Regions from separate parts of the Homo sapiens genome. Here region 2 is linked to region 1. Evidence: chromatin loops called from intact Hi-C (ENCODE). Cell type or tissue: transverse colon. All regions are shown on one strand.

Evidence for each region. Peaks named below come from ENCODE experiments on the same cell type or tissue, not always from the same donor. Only the 100,000 strongest peaks of a DNase experiment are listed, where the experiment ranks them.
Region 2: a loop joins it to region 1, with 24 times the contacts of the local background. A loop is called at or near these places in 1 of 110 quality-filtered maps.

What each region holds. Positions count from the first base shown.
Region 1 is chr17:45,036,285-45,041,284 of GRCh38, forward strand. All of the region lies in intron 1 of DCAKD (dephospho-CoA kinase domain containing), which reads right to left. Among named protein-coding and RNA genes, the nearest start is that of DCAKD, 13 kb to the right of the region's middle. RefSeq lists enhancers at 1-261, 3,771-4,405, 4,406-5,000. In transverse colon, no CTCF peak of the experiment used is centred here; DNase peaks (open chromatin) are centred at 634 and 2,757; H3K27ac peaks cover 1,687 bases.
Region 2 is chr17:46,080,277-46,085,276 of GRCh38, forward strand. It overlaps KANSL1 (KAT8 regulatory NSL complex subunit 1), which reads right to left. Exons shown (of 15, transcript NM_015443.4): 4 at 2,165-2,266. Among named protein-coding and RNA genes, the nearest start is that of STH, 84 kb to the left of the region's middle. In transverse colon, no CTCF peak of the experiment used is centred here; no DNase peak of the experiment used is centred here.

The sequences.
Region 1 (5,000 bases):
GGCAGGCAGATCATGAGGTGAGGAGATCGAGACCATCCTGGCTAACATGGTAAAACCCCGTCTCTACTAAAAATACAAAAAATTAGCCAGGCCTGGTGGCGGGCGCCTGCAGTCCCAGCTACTCGGGAGGCTGAGGCAGGAGAATCGCTTGAACCCAGGAGGCGGAGGTTGCAGTGAGCGGAGATTGCGCCCCTGCACCCCAGCCTGGGTGACAGAGCGAGACTCCGTCTCAGAGAAAAAAAAAAAGAAAAAGAAAATGCATCTGCAGTCCATGGTATGTTGCTTGATAAATGGTAAATATCCCAAAAATGGAAGTGAGGATAGTGATACAGGGTGAAAAGTAGGAGTTACAGTTCCACTGCAAGGCATAGAAAGGAAAAAAAAAAAGACTTTCATGAAATCATGTCCCTATTCCTCCAACCTCAGACTATCACACCATAAACTTTTAAGGAGTCATGGTGCATTTTCTGGAGTAAATGAGGTTACCATGTCTTGGACTTTGTTCCCAGGCTGGAAGCAATTAAATCAAAGGCCAGGTCTCTCCCACCCTTCCTTCAGCCTCAAATCACTTCTCCAGGACTGTAAAATCTGCCATAGGACTTTTTTTGTTGCCGTTAAGCAGCAGATTTACTGTCCTAATTACACTTTGCTTGAGCTTACACTGAAATGAGTTTGCCTCCCGTGAGGACACACCAAATGACAGGGGAGGCAGCTGCTTGGATGTGGCTGAGTTGGTGCCTGGCTTGGGGCAGCAGGGGACCAACCTAGAAATTGAAATCTGCCACTGCTCATTCTCACCCCGGAAAGCCAGAGGTGGAGAGAGGAAACTATCCACCACGGAGTCATCATCCAAATGGAGAGACCTAGCTACATTAATCAACTATTTAACAATCATTTCTAGGCCACGCACGGTGTTCACGCCTGTAATCCCAGTGCTTTGGGAGGTTGAGGCAGGAGGATTGCTTGAGACCAGGAGTTCGAGGCCAGCCTGGGCAATACAGCAAGGCTCTCTCTCTATTAAAAAAAATAATAATTTCTCCTCCATCTCTCTGAGGCTGGTGATCTCCCTCTAGGTCACAAAAAGGACAGGGTTCAGTTGTAAAAACAAACAAACAAAACAAACAAACAAAATGTCAGCCACTCAGCTGAAGCTTTGAAATAGAAAATCTAGAAAGAATTTTTTTTTTTTTAGATGGAATTTCACTCTTGTCGTTGCCCAGGCTGGAGTGCAATGGCGCATCTCAGCTCACTGCAACCTCCGCCTCTCAGGTTCAAGCGATTCTCCTGCCTCAGACTCCCAAGTAGTTGGGATTACATGCAGCCGTCACCATGCCCAGCTAATTTTTGTATTTTTAGTAGACATGGGGTTTTGCCAGGTTGGCCATGGCTGGTCTCGAACTCCTGACCTCAGGTGATCCACCCACCTCAGCCTCCCAAAGTACTGGGATTACAGGCGTAAACCACCACGCCAAGCTTCAAGAGCTTTTTTTTTTTTTTTTTGAGACAGAGTCTCACTCTGTTGCCCAGGCTGGAGTGCAGTGGTGTGATCTCGGCTCACTGCAAGCTCTGCCTCCCGGGTTCACGCCATTCTCCTGCCTCAAACTCCCGAATAGCTGGGATTACAGGTGCCCACCACCATGCCTGGCTAATTTTTTTGTATTTTTAGTAGAGATGGGGTTTCACCATGTTGGTCAGGCTGGTCTCAAACTCCTGACTTCAGGTGATCCACCCACCTCGGCCTCCCAAAGTGCTGGGATTACAGGCGTGAGCCACCATGCCTGGCCTTTTTTTCTTTTCTTTTCTTTTCTTGAGACAAGAGTCTCTCTCTGTCCCCCAGGGTGGCGTGCAGCGGTGCAATCTGGGCCCACTGCAATCTCTGCCTCCTGGGTTCAAGAGATTGTCCTGCCTCAGCCTCCCGAGTAGCTAGGATTACAGGTATGCACCACCATGCCTGGCTGATTTTTTTGTATTTTTAGTAGAGACGAGGTTTCACCATGTTGGCCAGGCTGGCTCAAACTCCTGACCTCAGGTGATCTGCCCACCCAGGCAGTTCTGATGTGTAACAGCGCTCAGGATAAATTCTAACTCTTCTTTTACAGCAGTGGAGACTGAGGACCAGAGAAGGGAGGGGACTTCCCACCAGCAGCTATTATCAAAGGCTGGATGCAGTTCAGGGCTCCTAACCCCTAGTCTAGACCCCTGCCTTTAATGTACTCAAGGAATGAAAAATTAATTTACCTTTAGACTAATGAGACAAAGTAAGGAAGATGAATCTGTTTGTAGGCAAATCGATTCAGAGCCAAAGAGAAATAATTTCTTGATTATCATACTGTTTTCTTCCTGCAGAATGGGGGCTGAGGGGGTGTGTGGACAATGGCCAGAGCACAGATGGAAATTCCAGCCTCCCGGGTTACCTAATGAGTATCCTCCCTTCTCAGTGCCTTGACCGAGTGTCTGTGGAAACAGACCAACAGCTGCTTGGCCTCCATCAGGAAGGCCAAGCGGACAAAGGAGCACACGCCCAGGGAGGCTCCGGGTCCCCAACTTAAAAGGGCCTTGACAAATAACAGCTGTTCCTGTCCAACAAGCCCCTCTGTAGCTCATTCCTTCACTGACCATCCACTGAGCATCTCTGTGCTCTGCAGGAACGGTGCCAGGGACCTCTTGGGTAACCAGAGGAAAACACAAGTCTTGCCCCTTGGGAAAACTGGAGAGCTAGATAGTACCAGATGAAAACATCTGAGAACAGAGCGCTGACAGGTAAGCAGGAATGGTCAGGTGGTGCTGGCCCTGGGCCTGCTGTATGAGTGCCTTCCCACTCACTTGGCTGCGCACAGATCTACTGGGATCTGCCAGGGAGGAAGTTGCAGCCCACGGTGCTCCCAAAGCTCAGCAAGGAGGAAATAGAGGCTTAGGTACCCAGCGGCCTCCAAGTCACACCTAGACCTGCCAGCAGCTCCCTGTCAGGCCCACATGAACAAACGACCACCTTTGATCACCTGTGTTCATGACCCTCTTTCTGCTCTGGTCAAGTCATCATTCTCCAGAATCCGATCTGGCTTCCCACATTCCACTGCCGCTTACACAGAGGCAGTACATTCCTCACAGCAAGTGCTAAACCTGGCTATAATCTGAATTTACTGCGAAACTTACAAAAGGTACAGACACCCAGGCTCCATCTACCCCAGCCCACTGAATCTGAATCAGCTAGGCCCAGAACCATGGCTAAAATGAAAGGCTGTGGACTGGAAGTGGAAAGTCCTGGGTCCTGGTCTCTGAATTCTGTGATAAAACTACCCATGTGACTGCAGGAAGTCTTCTCTCCAGCCTGGCCCAGGGTGGTAAGGACTCCATACAAGAAACAGCTGAGCCCCGGGTGCCTTCCCTCCTCTGAGCCTCAGTCCCCACACTTGTGAGTGAGAGGGGCTGGAGTTTCAGTGCCAAGAACGGTGCAGCTCCCCAGGGAGGCTGAGAGTCACACTGGTGATTTCTTCCTCCCCTTCAGTGGTTCAGAGCTCTCCTGGGAGTGGTGAATAAATGCTCCCCTGGGGCCAGGCGCAGTGGCTGTAAGGCCAAGGTGGGCGGATCACTTGAGGCCAGGAGTTCGAGACCAGCCTGGCCAACATGGCGAAACCCCATCTCTACTAAAAATACAAAAATTAGCTGGGCGTGGTGGTGCATGCCTGTAATCCCACCTATTCGGAAGGCTGAGGCAGGAGAATTGCTTGAATCTGGGAAGCGGAGGTTGCAGTGAGCAGAGATCATGCCACTCTGGACTCCAGCTTGGGCAACAAAGTGAGACTCCATCTCAAAAAAAAAAAGGCCGGGTGTGGTGGCTCATGCCTGTAATCCCAGCACTTTGGGAGGCCAAGGCGGGAGGATCACCTGAGGTCAGGAGTTCGAGACCAGCCTGACCAACATGGAGAAACGCCATTTCTACTAAAAATACAAAATTAGCCAGGCATGGTGGCGCATGCCTGTAATCCCAGCTACTCGGGAGACTGAGGCAGGAGAATTGCTTGAACCCGGGAGGCGGAGGTTGCGGTGAGCCTAGATTGTGCCATTGCACTCCAGCCTGGGCAACAAGAGCAAGACTCCATCTCAAAAAAAAAAAAAAAAAAAAGCTCCCCTGGCAAACCAAGGGATGACATTACTGTTGGTGGCCTGGGAATCTTCCTCCTCAACACCAAAAGCTGTTCACAGAACTGGCTTGGCTGGAGGCGGAAGGACAACACCAAGTCCACAGTAACAGAGAAGGAGCCAATGCACTGTGCAGGAGAAATGGAAGCTGGATTCTGGGACCAATCCCAGGTATGGGATTCATCAGCCAAGGAGGAGCCAGAAAGAAAAGCAAGCCTCTGATCCCAGGGAAGCCACACCCCATCCTTTCTTTCCCTCATTCTCCATGTCAGTGAAAGGCAGCAGGGTGCAAAGAAAAGGGCAAGGAGTTTGGGTTAGAGCTGGTGCCTGCGCTCCAACTCTGCAGTGAAGCTCTAAGGCCTGTGAAATGACGATCAGATTCTATTGTGCTCCACAAGTGGTGGGCTCTTTTGCATCGGGTGTCTCCAAATTGCCTCTCAGTTTTTACTTCTTGGGCCCAGTAGCCCCAAGAAGAATAAATACATTCAGAGAATGGTCTGTCTTAGAATCTCCTCTGGCAGTGTTTCTCTTAGGGAAAAATTAATGGGCTAAATAAAGCCCTACTGCTCTGGGAGGTCTGGCCAAGTTCTAATCCCACTAGGCCCACTCTGTTAGCCTAAGCCACCAGCACCTGTGCCCTGACCACTCCAGTAGCCTCATGACCTGACCCCCTCGTCCCGGCCTGGCTTCTCCCCAAGGTAGCCAGGGTCATGGCTTAAAGGAGTCATCTGATCATGTCACTCCCATCTAAAACCTTCACTGCCTTCTCCCGCCTCCTCCTGGCCCTTCACAGAGGTCTCCAGGCCCTGTGTGACTCCCTCAGTCACTCCCTGTCCACGATGCCTGGTGCCTGTCACACT
Region 2 (5,000 bases), 1.0 Mb after region 1:
CACTCCAGCCTGGGTGACAGAGCAAGAGCCTGTCTTAAAAAAAAAAAAAAAAAAAAAAAAGGAATAAATACACCTACCTCCATTTGGGGAAAAAATTAACAAAATGGAAAACAGGCTGGTTACATGTGGGTATGAAAACCTACAGTTGCCCTCTGTCCCGGGCAACCTAATTTTTTTTTTTAAGCAAAACTGAGAAAAGTCACTTTCCTAAAATTTAAAACAAAACAAAACAAAAAAACCTGGGGAACAAACAAGCAAAGTTAAATACTGCCTTCTTATACAGAAAAACTTTGCCTGGCAATTGACATACGCACAGCTTTGCAAATATTTGGCATTTTAAAAATTTAAGTCAATAGCTTTTAAGAAACATATGCTCTGCGCCCATTCTACTAATAATAAACAATGGAAATGTATTGTCCCTGCTCCCCCCACCCCACCCCCCAACCCCTGTCTTCTCTTAATACTTTCTGAACGCTTTTCAGAAAGCATGGATATATTCATAAAGGGTAGATAATTCACGAAAACAGGGAAGGGGTAATCTCTCCTTGACAAAATAGTGACAGTGTATACTTAGTTGTTTTCATTATTTATTTTACTCAATCCAAAAAGCATTCTATTGCACAATGTTGAAACTAGTATGGCCAACACAAAGGGAAAGATGGTCTTGACCTTCAAGAATCTTACAATTTAATACACACACAGGAATCTTACAATTTAACACACAAGTAAATGAATGAAGGGTAGGGAAAGGACCAAGCTCCTAAAGAGTGTGTGTGTACAAGTGAATCTGTATAAACTGTCTCACAATCACTGTGGATTTTTTAAGACAATGAGGATTAGTAACACAATGGAGGACTGTTATGCCCTGTCCTTCAGAAGTGCTGAGGTAAGAGAAAACATGACTACAGGGAGATTACTCAAAAAAGTTTGGAATCCCTAAATTCTATATACAAATATATAAGTATCTACATAGAACTTACTCCCCTATCACATATGCCTCATGTTTCATGTTTCCTGTACCCATACCACCAATGTATCTATGTTTCCTTTCTCACTTAACAATTTTTACCCTGATTAGACCATTCACTAAAAGTTTCATTAATAACTTAAAAAAGATCTGTAAACAGCATGCAATGAACTTATATTATAGACTTAAATAGTGGCAAAACTTGGCATTCTGCTCTTTAATTTATTCAAAACTACTTTCCAGTTAAGAACTATCAATCTTCTAGTGTCTTCACATTTATCTCTAGCAACAGTGGCTGGCTTTCAAAATTAGGTGAGAGATCTTTCCAAGATCTAAACATCTCCAATATCTGCCTCAGAGAAAATTTAGTTTCCACCACATCATGCGTTCCTGCTAACAATGATTAAAATAAATAAAAGAACTATAAGGTTGGTTTATTTGCGGATACAAGAACAGCTTGCTTAACTCACCATTTAAAAAGCCATCACTTCACACTAGCTTTATTATCTGAAGCATAATCAAAATAATAAACTACGGTTGTGGGACTTTGGAATTTCTAATTAAGTTATGGAGACTTAAATCAAGAAATATGAATATTCATAAAACCCAGTAACCTTTTAGGCAAAGTAAAAAAGTGAAAAGAACAAGTGCTCTTGGAATTCAGAAAGAAAATTAACTATGGTATTGAGAGAAACCAGGAAAGAGAAGGAATCACAGTAGAGCTAGGATACAGAAGGAAACAGAAAATGACAGTTTAATGCTCATTATAGAATAACAGTGAATCACCCACAGAGACCATTTTCAGTGTTCTTGTGAATTTAACCTCTAGTCTAACCTTTTAATGAAAAGGCTATAATATATTAGAGTGGCCCAGAAAGGTGACCTTATGTCTCAGGTGTCAGAGCCACACCCAGGTCTCCTGATTCCCAATGATACTCCCTAAAGCCTTACTTGCTCTGGCTGTAGTGTTTTGAGAATTGGAGCTGCTTTTAATCCTATGGTCAGCTACACAGCTGCAGGATGGGCCCTAGATTCCCTATTCAGGAATTCAGATCTTAAAACACCAAAAGTGATAAAAGTAGATACAGTTCCCCTTCTTCAGCCAATGCAAGGATCCTAGTTACAGAGAAAAAACGGTGTGCCAAGACAACACCCTTAATTCTCACGCATTTCCCCCTTTCTATCTTTTATACTTACCAATTTATCAGTCCCATGATCTGTCTTCACCTCAGAACTAAGTGGAAGAAATAAGTCTGTTGTATGCTCTGGGGGAGGTACCTCCCCAAGAACTATCAACCCCTGCAGGATAGAGAGGAGAAAAATAGCATAAGTGAGCAGTATAAACTTCAAATTTAATTTAGGAGTTAAGTCTCAAAAGGACTGTTGGTGTACTAGAGGCCCCCTCTTCCTCACCCTATGGTTCAGAAACAAACTACAGCAGCAGCAGCTTTGTTTTCCCAAAGAGCTATTTCAACAAGCAGCAGACCCAGGCTCCCCTCTCTGCCACTTGACTGCTCTGACCTACATGGCTCATCAGCCATTTAGCATCTTTATTCATATCTTTCAGATATGAAATCTTTACCAGATTATGGCATTTATACCATATTACTAGACTCCACTAGATTAACAGCAGCAATGCAGTTTTTGTAGCCAACAAATGCAGTTTATGACTTACTAAGCTGAAAATGCTACTATTCTTAATCATGTACTCCACCAACTATACCTGCACAAACAAAACTGAATGAAACAAATGTGGAACAGTCCCCTACAATTTATGAGAAACCAAGAGCTTCTTAAAAGCTGGCCCAAAGGAACCTGCTTTTTTCATAAGCATAAATATTACTTCAGATTAAGTTCCTGCTTGACAATTTCAAATTCAGACCTTTGGAAATTCATTCCAGGAAACAATTTACATAAAAAGAAATTAAAAATGAACCCACAAGTCCTCCCCATTGTACATATAATGAGCCAGGATGGGTAAAGGCAGAAGGTATCTTATTATTAAAAAAACAAAATACTACATATGAATCCCACCATGTATACCAGAAGAGGTGACAAAAATAAGGCTATGACACTATATAACCGAAAGACTGGGATGCAAGTGATCAGGGTTCCCAATCTCTTTCTCTGGTCTAAAAAATAGAGATCTAACTAGATTAAGAAGCTCTTAATGGAAATTTATTATCAGAATCACCTGGGGAACCTTATCAAACTATACTGGCTTAGGTCCAACATCTACTCAGTACCTCTGGGGGTGGGGCCAGGTAGTCTACCTTTTTATGGGGGAAGGGAGGCAGGACATGGTGGGTACATGGAGGTGGGTGTCTCTCTCCTCCCCCACCCCGCCAACCCCACTATGTTACCGAGGCTGATCTCAAACTCCTGGGCTCCAGCAATCCTCCCACCTCAGCCTCTGGAGTAGCTGGGATGACAGGTGCCTACCACCATGCCCAGAGGTGGATATTCTACTATTCTTTAAAAGCTCCCCTGGTAAGTCCTAAACTTGTAAAGTTGAAAAACACTAGACTTGATTAGTTTGGGCTCAAAGAACATCCTAAAGTATAGATTTGGGGGACTAGGGATTGTGACTATTAGTCTTAGCTCTCTAGGCCATACGACAGACTCTTATGAGCCACTAAACCAGATGATCCATCCCTGGGGTCCTTGTAACTAAAAAACCAATATGAAATACAAGCTGCAGAAAAGGGGAAAACATTAAGAAAGAAAAATGGAATTTTATTTCAGTTTTTAAAAAAGAAGTATGTATCTCTTTTTCTCTTGAAGCAAAAGAAGCACTGCCTCCCTATTCTGGAATATGACTACACTTAGCCCGTATCAAAAATGAATTGGAGGGTCCCGGAATGGCGGCTCACACCTGTAATCCCAGCACTTTGGGAAGCTGAGGCGGGTGGATCACCTGAGGTCGTCAGGAGTTCAAGATCAGCCTGGCCAACATGGTGAAACCCCATCTTTACTAAAAATACAAAAATTGCCCAGGCGTCGTGGCACATGCCCATAGTCCCAGCTACTCGGAAGGCTGAAGAAGGAGAATCGCTTGAACTCAGGAGGCAGAGGTTGCAATGAGCCAAGATCACACCATTGCACACCAGCCTGGGCGACAGACCAAGGCTCTATCTCCAACAACAACAACAACAACAACAAAAATGAATTGGAGGCTGGGTGTGGTAGATCACACCTGTAATCCTAGCACTTGGGGAGGTTGAGGTTAGGAGTGCGAGACCAGCCTGGCCGACACAGTGAAACAACGTCTCCAGTAAAAATACAAAAAATAGCTGGGCGTGGTGGTGAGCCCCTGTAATCCCAGCTACTTGGGAGGCTGAGGCAGGAGAATCGCTTGAACCTGGGAGGTGTAGGTTGCAGTGAGCCAAGACTGTGCCATTGCACTCCAGTCTGGGCAACGAGAGCGAAACTCCACCTCAAAATTTTAAAAATTAAAAAAAAAAAAAAAAAAAAAAAAAAAGAATTGGAGTCTCCTCAGAAACAAGAGAAAGGCCATTAACTAGTAAGCAAGAAACATTAACCCTAGCCTTTAAAATGAGGTTTCTCTGGTTAAAGAACTTCTGCTTCAAAATATTTTCTTCCCTAAATCAAAAGCATAAGATATACCTTACAAACTTTATCACATCCAAATAAAAACTATTTGCAAAAGACAGTTATCTTGTACACCACTGCCTTCTCAAAACGTTGTATTCAACAGATATTCCCTACTTAAGGGCCCAAACTGTCTTCCTGCTTCCTGTACAAAGCATGCCAAAAATCATTTTATTATTCAAATTTTCCCATAACCGGTTCCTAAGAACTTTTTTAAAGATCAATTTCCAACTACTTTCCCCAAATATTTGTTAGTGTTATACCAATCTCATCATCTCCTAGACAAATGTTTCAATGAATGTGAAGCTGTTGCTGCTGCTGGAGGTAAGGGTTATTAGTCAGTAGAAGGTTAAAAAAAACTGAATTAAAGGTTAACACATGAGCTGTTCATCTTTATTTATACTCATTTTTATATTTTATC